3 separate regions of the Mus musculus genome follow, and regions 2 and 3 are each linked to region 1. Evidence: chromatin loops called from intact Hi-C (ENCODE). Cell type or tissue: left cerebral cortex. All regions are shown on one strand.

Evidence for each region. Hi-C counts contacts between places; a loop is a spot of excess contacts. Peaks named below come from ENCODE experiments on the same cell type or tissue, not always from the same donor. Only the 100,000 strongest peaks of a DNase experiment are listed, where the experiment ranks them.
Region 2: it touches region 1 in a loop (12-fold over the local background); 4 of 42 quality-filtered maps call a loop at or near these places.
Region 3: it touches region 1 in a loop (6-fold over the local background); 2 of 42 quality-filtered maps call a loop at or near these places.

The regions. Positions count from the first base shown.
Region 1 is chr3:80,530,084-80,538,083 of GRCm38, forward strand. No RefSeq gene overlaps it. Among named protein-coding and RNA genes, the nearest start is that of Gria2, 270 kb to the right of the region's middle. In left cerebral cortex, no CTCF peak of the experiment used is centred here; DNase peaks (open chromatin) are centred at 3,100 and 4,050; H3K27ac peaks cover 4,197 bases.
Region 2 is chr3:80,156,441-80,164,440 of GRCm38, forward strand. No RefSeq gene overlaps it. Among named protein-coding and RNA genes, the nearest start is that of Gm36569, 270 kb to the left of the region's middle. In left cerebral cortex, no CTCF peak of the experiment used is centred here; DNase peaks (open chromatin) are centred at 1,773, 3,119, 4,192 and 5,339; H3K27ac peaks cover 2,784 bases.
Region 3 is chr3:80,698,408-80,706,407 of GRCm38, forward strand. It overlaps Gria2 (glutamate receptor, ionotropic, AMPA2 (alpha 2)), which reads right to left. Exons shown (of 16, transcript NM_013540.4): 12 at 4,051-4,249. Among named protein-coding and RNA genes, the nearest start is that of Gria2, 100 kb to the right of the region's middle. In left cerebral cortex, no CTCF peak of the experiment used is centred here; DNase peaks (open chromatin) are centred at 1,951 and 4,019; H3K27ac peaks cover 1,804 bases.

The DNA.
Region 1 (8,000 bases):
TTCTAAGAAGGGGAAAAGTGTCCACACTTTGGTCTTCATTCTTCTTGAGTTTCATGTGTTTAGCAAATTGTATCTTATATCTTGGGTATTCTAAGTTTCTGGGCTAATATCCACTTATCAGTGAGTACATATTATGTGAGTTTTTTGTGATTGGGTTAACTCACTCAGGATGATGCCCTCCAGGTCTATCCATTTGCCTAGAAATTTCATAAATTCATTCTTTTTAATAGCTGAGTAGTACTCCATTGTGTAAATGTACCACATTTTCTGTATTCATTCCTCTGTTGAGGGACATCTGGGTTCTTTCCAGCTTCTGGCTATTATAAATAAGGCTGCTATGAACATAGTGGAGCATGTGTCCTTCTTACCAGTTGGAACATCTTCTTGATATACACCCAGGAGAGGTATTGCGGGGTCCTCTGATAGTACTATGTCCAATTTTCTGAGGAACCCCCAGACTGATTTCCAGAGTGGTTGTACAAGCTTGCAATCCCACCAACAATGGAGGAGTGTTCCTCTTTCTCCACATCCTCGCCAGCATCTACTGTCACCTGAATATTTGATCTTAGCCATTCTGACTGGTGTGAGGTGGAATCTCAGGGTTGTTTTGATTTGCATTTCCCTGATGATTAAGGATGCTGAAATTTTTTTTCAGGTGCTTCTCAGCCATTCAGTATTCCTCAGGTGAGAATTCTTTGTTTAGCTCTGAGCCCCATTTTTTAAAGGGGTTATTTGATTTTCTGGAGTCTACCTTCTTGAGTTCTTTATATATATTGGATATTAGTCCCCTATCTGATTTAGGATAGGTAAAGATCCTTTCCCAATCTGTTGGTTGCCTTTTTGTCTTATTGATGGTGTCTTTTGCCTTACAGAAGCTTTGCACTTTTATGAGGTCCCATTTGTCAATTCTCGATCTTACAGCACAAGCCATTGCTGTTCTATTCAGGAATTTGTCCCCTGTGCCCATATCTTCAAGGCTTTTCCCCACTTTCTCCTCTATAAGTTTCAGTGTCTCTGGTTTTATGTGGAGTTCCTTGACCCACTTAGACTTGATCTTAAGACAAGGAGATAGGAATGGAACAATTCTCATTCTTCTACATGATAACTGCCAGTTGTGCCAGAACCATTTGTTGAAAATGCTGTCTTTCTTCCACTGGATGGTTTTAGTCCCTTGTCAAAGATCACGTGACCATAGGTGTGTGGGTTCATTTCTGGGTCTTCAATTCTATTCCCTTGGTCTACTTGTCTGTCACTATACCAGTACCATGCAGTTTTTATCACAATTGCTCTGTAGTACAGCTTTAGGTCAGGCATGGTGATTCCACCAGAGGTTCTTATATCCTTGAGAGGAGTTTTTTTTTTTTTTTTTTCTATCCTAGGTTTTTTTGTTATTCCAGATGAATTTGCAGATTGCTCTTTCTAATTCTTTGAAGAATTGAGTTGGAATTCTGATGGGGATTTGCATTGAATCTGTAGATTGCTTTTGGCAAGATAGCCATTTTTACTATATTGATTCTGTCAATCCATGACCATGGGAGATCTTTCCATCTTCTGAGATCTTCTTTAATTTCTTTCTTCAGAGACTTGAAGTTCTTATCAAACAGATCTTTCACTTCCTTAGTTAGAGTCATGCCAAGGTATTTTATATTATTTGTGACTATTGAGAAGGGTGCTGTTTCCCTAATTTCTTTCTCAGCCTTTTTATTGTTTGTGTAGAGAAAGGCCATTGACTTGTTTGAGTTAATTTTATATCCAGATACTTCACTGAAGCTGTTTATCAGGTTTAGGAGTTCTCTGGTGGAATTTTAAGGGAGGTTTTGAAATTTAATAAAGCATGAATTTAACAATGATATCATTATCATCCAGTAACAGCCTAGTGAAAGAGTCTGCTACAGATTCAATGTTCTCTGATACACCAATGGCTTGTGTTGTAGGATCAAGAATCGACAAGTGGGACCTTATAAAATGCAAAGCTTCTACAAGGCAAAGGACACTGTCAATAAGACAAAAAGGCCGCCAACAGATTGGGAAAAGATCTTCAGCAATCCTACATCTGATAGAGGGCTAATATACAATATATACAAAGAACTCAAGAAGTTAGACTCCAGAGAAACAAATTACCCTGTTAAAAATTGGGTACAGAGCTAAACAAAGAATTCCCAACTGAGGAATACCCAGTAGCTGAGAAGCACCTAAAAAATTGTTCAACATCCTTAATCATTAGGGAAATGGAAATCAAAACAACCCTGAGATTCCACATCACACTAGTCAGAATGGCTAAGATCAAAAACACAGGTAACAGTAGATGCTAGTGAGGATGTGGAGAAAGAGGAACAACTCTTCCATTGCTCTTGGGATTGCAAGCTGGTACAACCACTCTGGAAATCAGTTTAACGGTTTCTCAGAAATTTGGAGTTAGTACTACCTGAGGACCCAGCAATACCTCTCCTGGGCATATATCCAGAAGATGCTCCAATGTATAATAAGGACAAATGCTGCCTATTTTCATAGCAGCATTATTTATAATAGCCAGAAGCTGGGAAGAACCCAGATGTCCCTCAACAGAGGAATGGATACAGAAAATGTGGTACTTTTATTCAATGGAGTACTACTTAGCAATTAAAAACAATGAATTTTTGAAATTCATAGGCAAATGGATGGATCTGGTTTATATCATCCTGAAGGAGGTAACCCAGTCACAAAAGTACACACATGATATGCTCTCACTGATAAAGTGGATATTAGCCCAGAAGCCCAGAAGCTCTGAATACCCAAGATACAATTCACAAACCGTAGTGTAGATACTTTTATTCATGTTAGAAGGAGGGAACAAAACACCCATGGAAGTTACAGAGACAATGTGTGGAGTAGAAACTGAAGAAATGACCACCTAGAGACTGACTCCCCTGGGGATCAATCCCATTTACAATTACCAATCCCAGACACTGTTGTGGATGCCAACAAGTGCTTGCTAACAGGAGCCTGATACAGCTGTCTCCTGAGAAGCTCTGCCAGTGCCTGACAAATACAGAGGTGTATGCTCACAGCCATCCATTGGACTGAGCATAGGATCCCCAATGAGGAAGCTAGAGAAAGGACCCAATGAGCTGAAGGGGTTTGCAGCCCCATAGGAGTAAGAACAATATGAACTAGCAAATATCCCCAGTTCCCAGGGACTAAATCACCAACCAAAGAGCGCACATGATGGGACTCATGGCTCCAGCTGCATGTGCAGGCTTAGTTGAACATCAAGTGTAGGAGAGTCCTTTTGACCTATGAAAGCTGTATGCTCCAGTGTGGGGGAATGCCAGGGCCAGAAAGCAGGAGTGGTGGGCTGGTGAGCAGGGGGAGGGGGAAGGGATAGGGGGAGAGTGTTCTCAAAGGGAAAACCAGGAAAGGGGATAACATTTGAAATGTAAATAAAGAAAATATCCAATAAAGAATGTTCTCTGATATAATTTAAAATATCACCCACTGTGTGGTCTTGCAAAATATCTTGGTATTTTCTAGTGAGAACTCTAGATAGAACAGAAGTATCATGTATAACCATACCAGGTAGACTAAATACAGAATATTCAGATTGTATCTAAATTGTGAGTAAGCATCTAGCACTTACCACAACAATGTTAGCTTTAACAACAACAATGAAACCTAAGTTATCTAAGGTTGTCTGTGTTCAGAGGCTCTGTATTCTAGTGAGCAATGTTGAAATATAATATATGTGGATGAAATATAACCAAGTGTGGATGGTGAATCAAGATTATTCTTTGGAAGGAGAGAAGGAGGAACAGCATAACAAACTTGGCCCACATACCCCTTGATCTGACAATGACGCATCTTTACACCACTTTCCCTGAACCTTGGCTGGTTGAAAGATCTGAGTGAGAATAAAACATGTTAAGGTGGAAGCCCCATGGAAAGAGCTTACTGAATTCTTCGTTGGAATTTTGTTGTTGAGTGTTGAACATAATGCAACATCAGATTCTGCTGAGGACCAAGGGTTGAGTTAATAACAAAAAGGAAACTGGCCAAGCTGCCTGTGAGGGAGTTAGAACACTTATGTAGGACTGCAGCAGAGCCAAGTCAGACTTGGTATCTGTTCCAAGTATCTGCCATTTACCCTACCATCTGTTAGTTTCTTACATCCAGTGCTCTTCACTTCGGAATAAGAGTTTCTATTCTAAAATGTGTTTGGTGAGTCATAGGAAGTGGATAACTCAGTGACACCGAAATATAGCCCTGGATAAGTTAGAAATGGCATTCATCTGATACACAAGAACGAAGAGCACTGTCTTAAGCAAGGGAAAGTTTTATTTTTTCCTTTTATTTTTTATTCTTTATATGGAATCCAGAGATAGGCAGTCTAGGACTGGGTTGACTGCTCTAATGCTCTTACTTAAGTCGCAAGCTCTTTTTTTTGGTTGTTGTTGCATTTGAAGAAAAAAGAAATTTCTGGCCAGATTGCTCTTAGTTTTTTAACTTACATCTTTAGCTTACATTTTAGGATGTTGTCTTGAAACAATTGTTTCTATCTGTGTAACTAGCTACCAGTAACCTAAGCTGCAAAATAGGTGAGTAAACACAGCTTCTCAGGTTTGTCGATAACCTCCCCTAACAATGCAAAAGTTCTTATTCTGAGAAAGAGGACATAGTGCAATGTGATGAATGTTGTATCTTAAATTCGGATATAAATCAATTCCTAGCTCTCTGTTGTGAAAAAATGAACATCGGAAGTATCAATAGCTTTCTTCTTGCTTACCTTTTAAAGACTGATGTCCATTGACATTATAGGATACAGAAATAACATTTATATAAATAAATAAACCACAGTAACCCGAGAAACTGCCAAGTAATACTAGTGTATTTTCATTCTAAAAGGTAGAATCACAGTTTAGTGACAACATATCTGTTGGATCGATTTGACTACATCACACTGGCACTTTTAGGAAAAAAAAATTTAAAGCTTGGAATTCTGTGTAAAATCTGGGAAGGGGTAGGAGTAGAGTAGAGGAAGAGAGTGGGAAGAAAAATGAAGGAAAGGCAAGACGGTTGGCTGAGGTCTTTTAGTAGAATGCTGGATATCCACTATTAGATGCACTGAGGACCCACTGATCTTCCAGTCTGGAACTTAGGAATTAATTTGTATGCCTGGAATGTTTAATTTTTTTTAAAAGAGATACCATGTAAGTGGAAGGAATTGATCCCAATGTGAACGTTAACTGTCCATTGTTTTGTAGGTAATACTTACTCCTGGTGATACAATGATTAGATTTGTCTTGTAGAGCATGCAGAATCCTAAATATTGCCATTTGAACCATTTTGACATCTGAGTCCCCTATTATTAGATTCACTAAGTTAGTCTTTTGACAGGTTATTTATATTAAATGAAGTTTATGACTTTAGTCTTTGGAGAATGAGTCATGCAGAATTTTGGAGCTGTCACTGAGATACTCAAAGGGACTCAGGTCAGGTGTACTCCTGGTGATAGTTTCCATGGACCGCTAAAAAGTCATCATTGTTCCCAGACTGAATTCCAACTAGCTACAGAACTTCAACTAACTCCATTGGCTTATGTGTTTCTGTTATATACTCCTTGTTCTGATTTTCCAAATCAATGCCAAAATATCTTCAATTTGATATCTCTCATGCTTGAAAAATTTATGTATTTTTCAGTGGAGATATTTCCTGGTTTTCCCCAGGAAGCATATTCGAACACTGCAAAGAATACTGACATTTACAATTGATTTAATTTACATAACATTTTCTAGAGACAAGAAACAAACTTCAAAGGAGAAATCACAATCCATTTTATACAGCACAATATCCCAAATAATAAATAAATGTGTCATTAGCTTAGCTCCTCTGCTCACTGTAAGGTACATTATTCTTCTTGTTTTTTAGTAATAAAATGAACTAATTATTGTTCCAGATGTGAGACGATGTCAGGATGACATTTTGAAGCTTGTCTTTATGAATTCAATCAATCGCTCATTTTCTGTGTTACAGATTGAACTAGGGTCTCATTTATGATAAACACGTGCTCTCCCACCAGTCTGAGGAATTACTTCGAATTTTTTATTTTGACACGGGTTTTTCTGTATATCCCAGGTTTGTGTTGAAATTCTGATTCTCCTGCCTAAGCTTTCCTAGTGCTAGGACTGCAGCTATGTATCAACATATGTGACAGTGACTCTGAATTATTTATGCGTGTGGAAGTCAGGTTGAAGAAAGTCAAAGGAAACTTATGTTTTTTCCTGTTTGTAACTTTAAAAAAAAAAGGTTTTGTAAAATTCCTGCAGTGTAACCTTTACCAGCAGCTAACTTCTGAATATTTCATTTGTGCTTAAACATCCAAAGTCACGCCATTATCATCAGTAATTCATAGGTCTGCTCTAAAATTTGATTGCTTTGTAAGAATCAACTTTTTATAGAATCAGAAGAGAAAAGAAAATGAGTTTTCAAAGTATAGTATTTTTAACTACATAGTTGTTAAGAGTAAGTAACATTACCCGGAATTTGGGTCTGTGTTTAATTCCTGACTTTATCTTTCTAAAATAAAATTTACTAGTCCTCTTGCTGGCATTTGTGACACTGTCCTTTTTCCAGTTTCCCTAAGCAACTTGTGTGACATTTCCAGCTCTTATTTCTCAACAAGTGGAAACAGTTAAGAAGCTGCTATGATGGCAGAGCTCACAAACACTGTCCCCAGAGTAGAGGTCATCACTAACACTGTCCCCAGAGTAGAGGTCCTCATGAACACAGTCCCCAGAGCAGCTGTCCTCATGGACACTGTCCCCAGAGTAGTGGTCTTCATGGACACTGTCCCCAGAGTAGTGGTCCTCAGAGATAGGGTTTTGGAGGTTGTTTCTGGACAGATTCTGTTTATCGATAGATTACTCCATTGATGGACCCATGGCATAATGGACTCTTGGGAGGTGGTAGGAACGTGCAGAGGTGGGGCCTTTTGTAAGAAATAGGTCACTGGGGCATGATCCAGCCTCTTCCTCTTCCTTTGTGTTTCTGGAATGAGATAAACAGCTGGCTACTGCCACATGATTCCCACTGTGATGTTCTTGCTTTTGTTGTTCAAAAGCAATGAACCATGTGATGAAGGACTGAGATGTTAAGAAATGTTTTCTCAGATGCCATGTGTCCATTGCTTCACATCTTGTTCAGAAATCTCCTGCTTGTATCTCTCCCAGAATTCTTTCTGCTTCCCAGATGTCCTACCTCCCATTTCCTGCCTAAGCCATAGGCCATAGGCTTTTTAATTGACAGTTGATGCATCCATACAATATACAAGATATTCTCCCAACACAGTTAAGTATTTTTTTTCTTTTGCCACAGATCCATGGACTTACAGAAGTCTTCCTTTCCTATTCTTCTCTTTGTCCATCTTGTAATGGTCTTTAGCTATGTCATTAAATAACACCTGCTTTATGCACTTCTGTGACCTTACCTTTTTCCTCTTTTAGGAATTTAACCATCCTGTGGCTACATGTACATTGAGTGTTCCATGTGGCAGAATGTAGGGTTATTTAATTATGATCTAGATAGAATAGGGCATAGCTGTATGGTTAAGGTATCTGTGAATATATTTTGCTGAGAGCATGGGGCTTGGATTCAGAACTGAATAACTTTAACGTTACTATAGTAGATTGTTAGAACTAGGGTGTGTGGGAAAGTTCCCATAAAAACCAGTCTCTTCTTACAAAATTTAGACCTCAGAAGGAGTTGTGTTAGAAACCACTGGTCAATTTTCCTTTTCTTTTAATCTTATTAAATTTTGATTGATAGTTAATGTGTACATTTTGATAAATTCCTATACACATAAATACTTGTGTGTTTATCCCAATCAAAACTATTTCCAAATAGTTCCAAATTGTTCATGTTCATAATTTTTATGGGCGTTTTGGTTTTTAAAAGAATATTTCACATAAGGCCTAGTCTTTTAATGTATTTTAAGGTGCATAAGTACTGTGTATTATGTATGTAGTATT
Region 2 (8,000 bases), 370 kb before region 1:
GTACATAAACCAGTTGAACAGGACAGGATCACAAGAAATTCACAGCTGTCATGCTCTAAGAAAATCCAGAGGTCACAGAAACCAAGGAACAAATATCCACCTAACAAAGATAAACCCAGAAATAGGCACCTAGACCTTTAGTTATCACAAACCCAGACACCCGGACACCTGTGCAAAAACACAGTTAATAAAAGCCAGGGTAATATATCTTCACTAAAACTCAGCTATCTTACAACAGCATGCCCTGAATCATATTTCAACCACAAGAAAAAGACCTTAAAACAACCTTTATGAATATGATGGAAGTGCTTAAAAAGGAAATTAATAAATCCTTTAAAGAAATCCAGGAAAACACAAACAAAGGTGTAAGGAAATTAAAAAAACCATTCAAGACATGAAGTTAGAAATAGAATCAATAAAGAATACACAAATTAAGAGAATTCTGGAAATGAAAAAAAAATAGCAATTCAATCAGGAACCATAGCAACAAGCTTTAACAGAATACAGGAGATGGGAAAGAGACTCTCAGGTCTTAAAGATAAAATAGAAGAAATAGATACATCAGTCAAAGAAAATGTTAAATCTAAAACATTTCTGACACAACACATCCAGGAACTCTGGGACACTGAAAAATCAAACCAAAGAATAATAGGTATAGATAGAGGGAGGTAAAAGAAACTCTGATCAAAGGCTCAGAAAATGTTTTCAGCAAAATCACAGAAGAACATTTTGCTAACCTAAAGAAGATGTCCATAAAGATACAGTAAGCATACAGAACACCAAATAGATTAGACTGAGATACAAAGTCCACTTTCTGCATAATAATAATAACATTAAATGTAAAGAACAACAAAAAAGAGAGAACTACATATTACCAAATAATGTACAAGAGCAGCCCTATTAGAATTATATTTGACTTCTCAATGGAGACTCTAAAAGCCAGAAGTGCCCAGACAGATATCTTTCAGACTTAGAGTCCACAGATGCCAGCCCATACTACTATACCCAGAAAAAACGTTCAATCACTATAGATGGAGAAAATAAGATATTCCACAATAAACTGAATTTTAAACACTATCTATGTATAATTTTTATGAGACTCTTGCCTGTTAGAACGAGTAGGTCTCTGACATCTGTGGATCGAGCTAGAAAAAAAAATCATTGAGTGTGAAGTAACTGACACCCCAACAGATAAATAAGGCATACTATCCCTTATCTGTTGATGTTAACCCCTTTATTGGGATGCTATAATCTGCATAACAATGGAGGTTAGGTATAAAATAAAGGATGGGGGTGAGGGCGCAGTTTTCCAAAAAGGAAGAAATTGAATATGTAGTAATGGAGAATAATTGGAGCAGACTGAAACAGGAGAATTAAATACAGTTGTTGAGGGGAAATGGAGCTAAGAGAGGGAATAGAGGGGGAGGTAATTAACATTAAGGGGCACTAAGGGTCACATGGAAACCTACTTCTATAAAAGTTTTTAAAATATATACATATATGAGAGGAATTGGTAAGCAGCATCTAACATGGAAGAAATATGTCATTTCCTCCTTTTCCTCGCAAACATGTCCAGTTATCAAAAACTCAAAATAAGTTCTCTTCATAAAAATATAAAAACATTTATACCCACTGTCACTACATTTTCTTCTCTGAACTGCAATGAGAAGTTCAATTTTATAGAGTCCTTCCTATGCCTCATGAGAGAAGGAATCACTCTGGAAAGCAGGTGAAGGGATACCCGGCATAAGCGGCACATGCTGCTGTGCCCCCACACTCCTCTGATCTTCTAAGAGCGTGCCATATACTAACTCATCTAGCAACTTCAGCACAACTGTGAGGAAGTTATTTCCATCCTACCAATAGGTGAAGTGTTCAGACATAGAAAGTTTAAGAGGTTGTTTCAGCTCATAGAATTTCTACCATGCACACTTGATATCAGAACGAATGCCAGTTTTTACCACAAAGGATATGTCTCTATTCTGTCTGTCTATCTGTCTGTCTAATTGTGTGCATGTGCACATGGTGTGTGTGTGTGTGTGTGTGTGTGTGTGTGAGAGAGAGAGAGAGAGAGAGAGAGAGAGAGAGAGAGAGAGAGAGAGAGAGGTGCTTTGGGATGTGGATGAGCCCAAGCCATGATGTGGGTGTAGAGATCAGAGGAAACTGTTAGTAGCTGGTTCTCTCTTTTCACCATGTAAATTCCAGGAATCAACCTCAGGTTTTCAGGCTTGTGCAATGAGTACTTTCACCCATTGGACCATTTTGCAGGCCATTTGTACATTAATGCAGGACAGTTATTCTTGAAAAACAACAATAAAAGACCGAGTTTTGTCTGGCTTCTTCAACTGACTCACTGGAGGTAATTTCTATTCTGTAACCCAAATCAAGGAAACCCATGAATAATTTCTTTCTATCCACATCATAGTTATGAACATTGAAATGATGCTACCAACAGAGAAAATTCTGGACACCTATGGATGAAATACTTTTGACTGTTTAGCTGATTATGAGTCTGTACATACATAGGGTCTGAAATAACTCCAGTCAGAGGAAAATTACCATAGACCATTAATACATTTCCTACAATTCACAAGAACACAAATATTAAAAATATAAGGTAGAAACTGACTGAAAAAGATGCTCAACATTAAGTTATGTCCTCTGCATGTACATGTACATGTGTGTTAACATTTCACCTCCAAACCCATGCATGCACACACACACACACACACACACACACACACACACACACACACACACAGAGAGAGAGAGAGAGAGAGAGAGAGAGAGATGTACACTCACACAGAAAATAAAAGCAAATCTGGAACTCTGTATCATGAAATATTCACAGTCAAATAAGCAATATTTAATCCCTGGATCATGTAAGAGGAAGAAAATATTTCCTCCATGTATAGAAATAGAGACAGAAGTGAAGATGTGATGCCTTTGGCAGACAAGAACATGAGAGCATGAGAACTTACATCACAAATATGCTCCATCTGCTAAGGTAGAGGAGAGGCAAAAAGAGAAGTGAAGAATACAAATCACCTTTTTAAAAACTAAAAACAACAAACCAAACCAATCCAAACAAACAAACCAATGCAACCAACCCCCCACCCAACTAACCCATCAACCATCTACCCAACCAACCAACCACCCAACCAACCAAACAAGCCAACCAGGGTCTGAAATAAAGTGTAACTGGATTGAATTGACGGCTATTAGTGCAGAAAGAGAAAACAGTTTTGAATGTGTTTTACATTCATGACAGGCTGGAGTGAAACTCAGAGGGAAAGCATATACAGGGCCATGGGCTAAGTCTCTTGCAACACCTTCTCTCTGCTCTCAAATAAAAAGGACAGAGAAAAACAAATGTAAAACCTAATGGTCAGACCTCCATCACCTTCTGGGGAGAAAAAAAAAACCCTCATAAAAATACTCTAGGCTTTTGAGAAGAAGTGGGAAGAGTGGGACTTTCAACAAACAATTTTTAAATTTGATGAAAGGGACAAATCTACTGATGTGATGTGAGGCTCAGAGAGTTTCAAGCATAAGCAATACACAGGCAAGAATATCAACATCAATTTCCTGACCAGTAATTAAAAAAAATCTTAAAAGCAGTGAGAGAGAGAGAGAGTTAAAATTATTATAGATGAGTACAAATAAGGCCAAGAGAGGATTATGTGCAGGCAGGTAAGCCAGAAAATAAGGGTGGCAACTCATTACAATCATGGGAAAAATCTTTAGATATAAGCATGAAAAAATCTTCCCCAAATTAAGAGGGAAGAAGGAGAATCTTGAAATTTTTTGAAAGAGTTGCAAGTATAATTTTTAAATAATATTTCCATTATCTAGACATTGAAATGAATTATTGTGTCATAAGGAATCTGATACCAGATGGAAACTTAGTTCCATAAAAAAATAAATATAGAACTCTAAAAGTAGTTAAAATGAGATGAACTTGAAAGTTATTTCATGGTTTCCTGTGCTTCCAAGGATAGAAGATGTTAAAGGCAAAAACAGGAGCTACGCATTTGGGGGTTACAGAATACGAAAAAGCAAAATTTATAACTATAAAGAGAATAACAAATGCAAATTAAAACCACACTGTGACACTTTCACACCCACTGGAATGGCTAAAATTGAAAGTACTGTCTTAATCCAGCAAAGATAAAGGAACACATCAAGATAGCTGTACAGCCCTGTGTGACTCTGTTACATAAGATGGTGGCACCCACAGACAGTAGAGATAGATTTTATCTCACTTACTATGAGAATAACCTTGGGAAATTGGAACAGAAAGCATGAGATTTCTCATCAGTAGAATGAGGGTAAAATAGAACGTATGTGGTGCTGGAGAGTTGGCTCAGTGTTCAAGAGTACTTGCTGAGCAATCATAAGTATCTGAGTTCAGATCCTAGCACCCACATAAAAAGCTGGGTATGGTCACAAATGCCTGTAATGATAGTGTGGAGGAAAGCAGAAGCAGGAAGATTCTTGGGAATTGATAGCAATCAATCCAGGCTCACTGAGAGACTCTGTCTCAATGAAGGAGGTCAAGAGTGATCTGGTAGGTACCCAATTGCCCTGCTGGCTCTGTACCATGCCTTCAGATGTGCATACATACACATATGGGCACACTATACATCCCTCCCTACCTACCTACATACACACACATACACACTATACCCACACACATATGTATATAAAGAAGAACTTTCTAGATGCACATATGATATTATGTTAATTATATTCATTATCAACTGAGGAAGTTTAAATTACAACTTCCTGATAATATATATATATATATATATATATATATATATATATATACACATATACACACACACACACACACACATATATATATATATATATATATATATATATATATATATTCATTTTTTCACAAGTTTTCTGATCCTAATGTTGCTCTTAAACAATCTTTACTGAGTCAGTAACGTATTCTATTATGGGAACAGTAAAATTCATTTCTCTATGTTTATTGACATCTTCTAAGACATATATGTGTGTGTGTGTGTATAAAATTTGTAGCATTTAAGATTAGTAATATTCAAATATATGCTGTGAGAATTTGTTGGGAATTAGTTCTAATGCTTTGTCTTAATTCGGCTCCCAAAAGCCGCACTTCCAGACCTGAGGATTTCTGCCCTCAGCTGGCTTTGATTGGTAATAAAGAACTGCCATACAACCAATGGCTGGGCAGGGAGATGGAGGCAGGACTTTTAGATAGCATGGGCAAGGGACTGAGGGGAGAGGGAAAAAAGAGGAGAACTTCCATGTCAGGGAAGAAAAGAGAGCAGACTTAAAGGTTTGATGCCATGTAAGAATCCAGGAAAATGGCCCTAGGGGGTCACTTCCTCGATTGTGTATGGGGTAGCAGAGATAAAATGTAGATTTTAAAAGCTGTTAACTCAGGAATACCAGAGGGGAGTGTGTGCTAGGCGTGGGGAGGTTTAGAGGTGCCCAACCATTGAGCTAGTCAAGGCATATCAAAATTGGCTGGCATGTGTGTCTTGCATTCCCAAATCCAGAGTTCTTGAGCGGGAGCATTGGGAGCCTAAAGCAGATTAACTACTTGACTGCTACAAGAATTAGAAACACAGGTTTCAGTATGTGGACTTACTCAACTTTTGGATTCTAGCATTATAGGCAACAGAGAATTACAATGTGGGATTGAGTTTCGTATTAAGTTCTCATATTTATTTTTTACTATTCAAATTAAGAGTTGATAATCATTTAAAATCAAACAACTTATTTGGCATCACCAAAATAAAAAGGTAAATGTTGAGGAAGTTGATACATAAAGACTTGCATATAATTGTTAATGGCTTTATTTTGATGCCTGTCGACACATACACAGCTTCATTTTGTTTTAAACTTGGTCAAGCAGTATATAATGTGAAAATTTTTAGCCAGAGGTTGAAGAAGGAAGTGTCAGACCAATACTGAAGACTGGAGAGGCATACCTCTGTGATAAGGGGACAAGCTCTTTCTTGATAAACTTCTAGTTTTCATTGACAACTGCTGGTCCAATATTCCATTTGGAAAAGCTGTGGGATTCTTCCACAGTAACAAGGGCCCCATGTGGTTAAAGGCCTTTAGAATATATATTAAGTTTCCAAATGCTTTGGCAATACCTTCCTCCTAACCACAACTTTATGGAATCTAACCTAATTACTGGTCTAGACACTGAGATAGAACAGGATTCATTGCCTGTGCTATTTCAGCTCACTGTGCCCCGTCTCCTTCTCTGCTGGGCTTTCTATTTTATGGTTTCCAGGAACTGTGAAGAGTGAGGTCATCCCTGGGCCAGGAACTTCCAGTGGAGGGTGAGAGACATATGATGGCCTTACAACTATTCTCTCCAATTCTATATTGGGGGTTATAGGAAAAATGTTTGTGCTTCTAAACATACTTTTAGTGAGAAGAAGTTTATGAATCTTTTTATTTCTTCATATGATTCATGATTACATGACCATAAATAAAATGAAAAATATAGAGAGAACTATTAAGATATTACACAAATCTACAGGAATAAGGGTCCTGAATGACAAGGTGCTAGAACTGGAGATGAGAAGACACCGAAAACAAATAGCTGTGACCAGGAGGCCTTGCATAAGTTGATGGCCTATGCAAACAAGTTTATTAAGCAGCACACACAGCTTCTTATATACTATTTGCAGGGGGAAAACGGCCAAGGTCAGCAGAAAGTCAAATCAGACAACGTTGGAATCAGACAATGTTGGTCGAGAGAACACAGGATACCTAACACACAGCTGCATTAGTAATGATAACCACAGCCCAGGGGAAAAGTTGGATTCATAGAAACGGCAACCTTGACTCCTTTCTACTGGCTTCAGTCCCAGACTTGAACTTACCCACTCTGCTCCTGATCTAATATTTCCTTTGTCCTTTCATCAGGGTCTCTGAGAAAACCTTGGATCTATCTGGCATCCAGCAAATATCACATTGAAGTTTCCATTATTATGAGAAAAATAATAAGTCAATTAGTATAGTCAAGTCCTGAGTACAGGAGCATGAAAGCTAAGGCTTCCCAGAATGGTGCTGGGGAAACAGCTCAGCCTGTAAAGCGCTTGCTGGATAAGCCAGATGACCTGAATTTGGTTCTCAGAATCCACATTAAAGGGGGAAAATAAAAAGGCTGGGTGTGGTGATATGTGCTTATAAGCCCAACATTGAGAAGTAGAGATGTGGAGCTCATTGGTCAGCCAGGCTAGCATACTTGGTTTGCTCGAAATGAGTCACAAACAAGTCAGATGGTTCCTGGGGAATGATACCTAGACTTGCTTTCTGGTCTCCAGATGAATAAATACACACACATAAAGACTTGCATGCATGGCACTGGAGAATATGTGTGCGCGAGCGCGTGCACACACACACACACACACACACACACACACACACACACACACACACACACCATTCCTTCTATGTCTGAAAATGGTGGCAGTTGTTTTATAGCTTTTCCAGAGACCAATGGTCAGGGTTAAAGCTCTTACAGAGTAAAGACCGAAACATCCTTCACTACATTTCATCAAGGCATACCAGTTCTCAATCTTTCATACATGGTCTCCCTGTTCAAAAATCACGATAGAGGATATATCAAGTCCTATCATAGAGAAAGTAAATATGAAAATGTATAATTCAAACATGTGAGATTATGTGTGGGCAGCATAGCACAAAAGCAAAAGCCCTGACTCCGAAATTGAAGTATTCTTTCACAGCGTTGTTGGTATTTGGTTCAGGGTTATATGGTCCAACACAGGGATGATAGGCAATATATTTTAAGCCTACCATTAGAATTTTGTAAACAATAAACTGCCATTTACAAATACTTCTTTAAAATACAAGATACATATTTTAGAGAAATATTAAAGGGTATAAATAAAAAATATTTTTATAGAAGGCTTTCTAAAATACGTGTCCTTGTTGCCTCTTAGTGAATGGTTCTGCAT
Region 3 (8,000 bases), 170 kb after region 1:
TAGGGAGTGACCCCTGCTGTGCAATTTTATTTCAAATCTAAGTCTCCCTAAGTTTCCTGGGCTGGTTTTAAATCATTCTGCAACCCAGGTAGACCTCAAACTTGTGACTCTCTCATTCTCATTTTCTCATTCCCAAATAGCTGTCATTAAAGGCACCTACTTCCCAAGCTCAGACAATAGTTATGTAAATATAAATAGGTGTCATTAAAGCCATCAACATAGCAACAAAACATTTTGTTTGGATTTAGGAATAATCTCAGTTATTGTAAATCTCTGGTAACCATGATTATTGAAGTGTGAAATGCACACGCTCATGACACACACTGAGAGACACACAAACACTCTCATATGCAGAATCAGGCAAGTTTCAAACTAATTCTTTCATTCTAACGAAGAACAATTGCATCGATCCTACACATCTGTAATTTATACTGTTTGTAAACTAAAACATGTCTATGATATTGAGTAATAACTCTGTAGTCTGATGAACTAAGATCAGAGTAATTCTGCCATTTACAAATTAGAATAATTAGTCTACTTACTCAAGAGATAGGGAAACTTTACTTAGACCATTTTTTTTTCCTGAGACTAACAGCACTAACACATACCACTTGGTCAGAGAGTGAACAGTGTGTCTTGCCCTCTCACAAGTGACAACTTGAGGAAATGGCTTGATTACAGTGAGAAGGACTTGGGGCATGTGGCATGAGGCATGTGGGAAGGAACTCTTGCTCCCCTTCTGCAAGTCAATCATTGTCCTTTGTGGACTGACAGACCTGTGGCTGGCTCAAAGAGAAAGCCTGCTCTAGATTCTAACTTGCTGTGGGAATATGACAAACATAGGTTCTGCAAAAAAATCATTTTCCAGAAAATTATAGAACTATGATCTGCCCTATTTTAATGAGGGGAAATTATCAAAATTTGAAACTCTAAAAATAGTAGTTTATATTTGAAATCCCATTTCCCTCCTAATTATAGGTACCTTACAACGGCACTCTAATTAAGTATGATTAGCAAATCCATAGCAGGTCACGACAGCATACTGGGATCCATAGAGAGAAAACTTGCCAGCCCATAGAGAACAGTTCCAGGTCCACACCTCTCAGTTTTTACTAGATCTGACTCCACTTTCCCTTTCTTGAAACATCAACTGAATATTGATGTTAATATATTAGTGAATGAGTAGAATACAGAGATTAAATTAGAAAATTTAGAGCTTATGTCACACTTCTAAATCTACTATGGACACACTGGCATCAATAAAGTAATATTAACATAAGCTGACTTAATACTTAATTATTTATCTGAACTCTAAAAGTACTTAAGGCTTTGACTGAAACAGCTAATATCACAAAAGTTAAAAAGAAATCATCATAAATTAGAAATTCAATATTAGTTACTTTTACAGAAACAGTTATTTTATAAAACTTATAATAAAAATTAGGTGCACCTGTAAAAGATCCAAATTGCTGTTTAGAAATGGATATTCATTTTAAATTGTAATGTTTCTTTCATTTCTTTATCTACTATTTAAGATTTGGACTGTGTCCTTACTTCTCAAATTATTTATCTCAAACCTGGATTTAAAGCATTCTGTCATAGAAACAGACAATTGTCTTAGTTACTCATAGTCGTTCTAGCAGAATTAATAAAATTCCAAGATTAAAGAACAAAAATACGTAAAGCTAGCAACGCAATGAAATCATGTCATATTAGAAAATGTTATTGTTGTTCTTCCTATGGGGTTGCAAAACCCCTTCAGCTCCTTCAGTCCTTTCTCTAACTCTTCCATTGTGAACCCGGTGCTCAGCCCAATGGTTGGCTGTGAGCTGCTGCCTCTGTATTTGTCAAACTCTGGCAGAGCTTCTCAGGAGACAGCTATATCAGGCTGCTATCAGCATGTACTTCTTGGCATCCAAAATAGTGTCTGGGTTTGGTGACTGTATATGGGATGGATCCCCAGGTGGAGCAGTCTCTGGATGGCCTTTCAAGTACAAATGGAGGGACCCATAACTCCAGCCACATATGTAAGCAGAGGATAACTTTGTCAGGAATCAATGGGAGGAGAGGCCCTTGGCCCCCTGAAGGTTTGATGCCCCAGTGTAGGGGAATTAGAGGGTGGGGAGGCACGAGTGAGTGTATGGGTAGGGGAATACCCTCATAGAAGCAGGGGGATGGGGGATGAGATAGTGAGTTCCTAGGGGTGAAATCAGGAGAGGGGATAACATTTGAAATGTAAATAAAGAAAATATTCAATAGAAATAAATAAAATGAATAAAATTTTGTGTGATTAATACAAAAAGAAAAGGAAATGTTATATTAGAGCAATAATCCAAAGAAGGGCAATTATCCTTCTCCCACAGGTAATTAGATCTTTCACTGGGAGTTTGGTCAGGTAGTCAATAAAGCAGGTGTCCAGAGAAGAAAGCACACCAGCACATCTTCAGTCTGAAAGCCCACTTCCTCTGTTCCCTCTTCCTGGTTGGCTGGCAACCATAACAATCAAATGTGGTTAGCTTTCAGCCTGCCTTGAATGCTCCAGTCACGAAAACTCAAATTCCCCATAGGTAAAGGACAGTTGAAGAAGAGCATAAACTCAGTGTGCGTGGTGATTATGAATCTCACAAAGAGAAGCACACCTTTCCTTTGCAAATTCCTTCTATCTCAGAAATGTAAAATTTCAACTATGCTCAGCTAATGACTGAGGATTAATGGGAATTGTTGACAAAAAAATTGTTTTGTCTTTAAAGGGTCTAAATTAACTATGTGTTGATCTATCTATTTTACATGACACTCAGTGGATTGGAGTTTTTAGTTTAAATGTAATCCATGACAGAATTTCTTTACACTGAAGCATGCAAGAAGGAATGATGCACTATGGCTCCAGATGGAAAGTTACAGCATCCTGGGAAAAAACCCACTGTGATAAACAAGAAAGGAAGTCATTTATCGTTTTACATCAGGTGACCCCATTATCAAATAGAAACAGAAGTGGCAAGTGTGTCAAAAATCACTCTTAGACTAGCAGGCTATATAACAGTAGTTTTAATAGACTACATCAGAAGACAGCATACTTACTAGTTAAAAGTACAGTTGTTAGAACTATACTAGACTAGTTATATAAAGCGAGGTTCCCAAGCACATTTCTTCCCATTCCAACATGGCCCCAATTCAAGATAATCAGCAAGAGATAACACAGGAAATGCAGGAGAGTGTAGAAATCACAATCTACTGCTCTGACATTTAACAAGTTGAAGGTCTTTGCCTTTATCTTACTGCTGATTGGCCAACATCTCACACACTGATATACGTTCAAAGGTATTTGGTAACTATCAGATCATCTTTTGTCATATTTTTTGGGTTACGTAATACATTAGCTATGTGAAAACATATTAGTAGAATGAGCTATTCTGAAAACACAATGCAAACATGAAAGAAACTTATTCTATCATCAAATGTTTTATAATGGATTAAAAGATAAAGTTAACCTACACTTAATACACACATTGTAATTGTATTGCCTATTTTAAATGTTACAATGTTGAGGACTTTTCCTTTGAAGAATTTCCTCAAAAATTCCTACCTGCTTCTTAATTTTGAAATAGCATACTGGATGCAAGCACGTGTCTATTCATGACAAAATCATGCATGGTAGCTAAGCACGGTTATCATAACTGTGCTTATAAAACATGAAAGAAATATGTAGTACCCTTTCTTTAGAAAACAGTAATAACTTATACTGTATTTTGTTTCAATTTTGATCCCATAGAATGTTTATCACTTTTGATAAAATTCAGATTGTATAGCATCATTATGCATTTTCCTCTGAGAAATTAAGAATAAGGATACATGGAAGCACGGTTATAGTTGGAGATCAGAAGGCATGGAAGGTCTAAGATAGAGACAGAACCAGAGCAGAAACAGTGACAGAGACAGCTGGTCCTTCTCACACATCAGCTTTCATGGGCCATGGGAAGAATGGGGGTGGGAATAATTTATGGGGGCTAAATTTAGAAAACAACACAGAAACTAAAAATAAGAATCACTTACCCTGAAAAACTCTTTAGTGGAGCCAGAGTCTAATGTTCCATAAGCAATTTCTGTTTGCTTAGACAGATCCTCAGCACTTTCGATGGGCGACACCATCCTCTCTACAGTCAGGAAGGCAGCTAAGTTAGCCGTGTAGGAGGAGATGATGATGAGGGTAAAGAACCACCACACACCTCCAACAATGCGCCCAGAGAGAGATCTGATAACAAGTACGAAATGGATTCGTAAAGCGAAATGAATGCTCTAATATGAAAGAAGTTTACACTCATATGCAAGTAGTCACTTATAGAAGAGTTTACCTTATAGCTTGCAATATATCTTTTCATTTAGTGAAACTAGAAATTACTACTCATTTTTTGGGCAAGGAATACAGAATAATGAGGTTGAGATCTGTGGATGTACCCAAAGACTTAAACTCCATTCTTGGGAGTCTCTCATAATGTACTCAAATACTTGGTGTAAAATTCCACAAGAAAGAAACTTCATTGTACAAACATACAACTAATTGATCTAATATGCAAAATACTTTGTCTACTCCTGTAATAAATATGCACAAACAAGAGAACCTAAGAACATTAGCTAAGTTCAAACAAAACAAATATTAAGAAATGATTTATATCATAAATGTAGCTTTAAACATGAAAGAAACTGTCTCTTTAACACAGTTCACCCCAACCCCACAAATAGACCCAGTTCCATTAGGTTTTTTGGGCGTGCAAACACATGGGTATTCGATGCAGTACAGGAAAGAAATGGACAAATGAAATGACACTAAAATAAAACAAAATTCTTAATGAGTATAAATCAAATGCTTTAATGGTGTGCACTGCTCTGACCCTGTTCCTTTGTGCTTCCTGCTTAAGAGAAAAAGAAAACTCAAAGAAAACAGATTAGATGTTTTAAAGTTTAAAAAGGTATAAATTTACTAATGTGAACTATAATGAGACAGCAGCATTTATATGACTATAAATATATATATTGTGTCTTTAGAAGCTTAATGGATTTCCAATAGTTTACTTTAAATATTGAAGGAGATAATAATAATAATAATAATATAGCTATATATGTAACAGTAGGCATCTACCATGTTATTTAAATCATTTTATGGGATTCTGTATATATTTGAGAAATTCAAAGTAGTATTTCTAAAATACTAAAACATGAAAATTGGGCAATTTATGGGCATAATTAAACTTATTGGCAATTAGCATTAAGAAGTTCATCCTTTGATACATTAGACACAGGATGAAATTGTGGAATTTGGTAGAATAAGCCACTCACTCAATACAAAAGGAAACTCCTGTTCCCCAAACTACAATATCTTGAATATCTGTTGCTTAAAACAAAAAAAACTGAAAGTATATAAGTGAGCCTCCATAACAAAGTCACAATAAAATGAAAATATTTAAATAGTAGGAATGGAAAGCTTAAATATTTTTCACGTGGGATCAGGATCAAGTATTTTACAAACTTTGCTTCTAGAAAACCCTGATATTGACACAGACACACTCCAGGTGTATCCTATCTACCCATGCAGCACAATAATTTCAGGACACATCTTAGTGCCCTGCACTAAGAGGGCAGACTTGGAGCCCAGTTGCATGGGTCCTTCAACACTAATGTTGAATATTTTTTAATGAATCTGGCACTGTACCAATGTCCAACATGATTAAGAATCATGATTATATGTTATTCTATTTAGCCAGGAAGTAAATACTAGTAGATATCTGTTTTTTTTAAATACAGTGTTTAAAAATATTGAGATTAAATATTTCAATATTACTTTAATTGCATTAACTCTAAAATATAGAAAAGTTTTAGAATTTATCATTTATTTTTAACTGTTTTAAAAGCAACAATTAATTTTTCTGGGGGTTCTAGTGAAGTTTTATTAAAGGAGGGTTGATGAAATTTGCCATAATCAAAATCAAAAGTTATACTTTAGATCACATATGGTGAAGAATATAAATGTAAAAGCACTGTCATTTCTTCTTAATATGCATAAAATAATGATGTTTAAGGGGCCTAGGATTTATATTGTGAATATAACAAGGCAAGGTGAAGAAAATCACTATGGTATATTCTTTCCTAATTTCTATTTCAAAACATATCTTACTATGAAGAGACCTGAAACTTTTCTTCTTCTTCCTCCTCCTCCTCCTCCTCCTCCTCCTCCTCTTCTTTTTCTTCTTCTTCTTCTTCTTCTTCTTCTTCTTCTTCTTCTTCTTCTTCTTCTTCTTCTTCTTCTTCTTCTTCTTCTTCTTCTTCTCCTTCTTTCTTCTTTCTTTCTTCTTCTTCTTCTCCTTCTTCTTTTGTAATTTTGGACAAGTTATAGTCACTGAATTCATTAAATCATCCTAGACTGTAATTCAAATATGTTCTTTCAACATCCTTAATGGAGGTCCATAGTAGACTTTACTTGAAAAGGGATGATTGCTGCACTTTCAAAAATAATTAAAAGGAGTTTCTAAGTGGTCTGTTAATTTTTAGCTCTTTTAAAAAGAGACTAACCCACTCTACTGTTCTGATCTGCAGTGGTCATTACTGCATTCCAAAATATGATAGTTGTGTTCATTCTTTTCTTAAAATGGTCATTAAACTGGCAATATCATGTTTTAGTTATAATTTTTAAATATATATGGTGCATAAGCAGAAAGAAAAATACATTTTATTTTTAATGGTATATACTATATTTACATGTTAATTAAAAAAATCAATATTAAGGAAAATACCTTAACTAAAAACCTGTGTTTCTTTCTAAGAAATAAGTGTTATTGTATGTGCAATGTAGCAAGCCTTGTCTCAAGAATGAAAGCACAGAAGAAAATATTCTTCTTAAGAAACAAGCTTGATAAAAATGAAAAATTGTCTGAATATATATATATATATATATATATATATATGGAGAGAGAGAGAGAGAGAGAGAGAGAGAGAGAGAGAGAGAGAGAGAGAGAGGAGAGAGAAAAGATAGAGTGCTGACCAGGCACATTTTACTTAGAACCCTGACTCAGAGGTCTTTCCAAAGCTAAACTATCAATTTAGTGTTCTATGGAAGAGAATGTTTGCTCTCTGACCCCAAATCTTGTTATTTTTCTCTTCCTCATTGTTAGAAACTGATCTTCATATATTTAATCTAAACAAGGTAACTATGAGAGATGAGAGGCTGACCCTTCCCCATTGTTGTCAGTGGTTAACTGTTTACTTAGGACCATACGCTCCTTCACTCATGTCATGCAAATATAACTAGATTCTTTTTCTAATTCAGGGATGCCATAAAGAGAATCCACTGTGAATATGAAGTTAAGATTTTTCTTTTTAAAAGATCTACATAGTTCAGTTAATTTTTCTTTATATGTGATTTTTGTAATGCAGTACCATAACAGCAACTGGCTCTCAGAAATAAGCATATAATAATCTCTGCCTAAATGATATATTTCCCTCTTCTCAGCCAGTGGAAGATATTAAAACACTTAGAAAGCTTGAAATGCTTATATTCATTATGAAATTAATTGCTTATAATTTTCCAAGAACACAAAAACTAACATTTCAATGAATTATCATCAAAAACTAACTCCCTTAACTAGTAAAGATTATTATTGGAATCAAAAGTGTTTATTCCAGATCAAATTGAACTTCCCCAAGAGACACATAACATCTTGGCTATAAATGTTAATGATAACACACTAGCAAAAGTGGGATTTATTTATCCGAAGAGATACAGGTAATTATCATTCATGTTGTAACATAAACAATAGCAATTGGTGATTTGTGACAAATACTGATAATTAAGTACTTGAAGCCTGAGATAATTATAACCTGATGTGAATCGAGGTGTGTGAGTATGTATCCTTCAACGTGGCACAGGAATTTTCAGCAAGCTATTCTTTTTCTGTCTGCATTTCTAGATATGTGTGATCAACTTTTTACTCCAGGAGCCTAACATTTAAAAC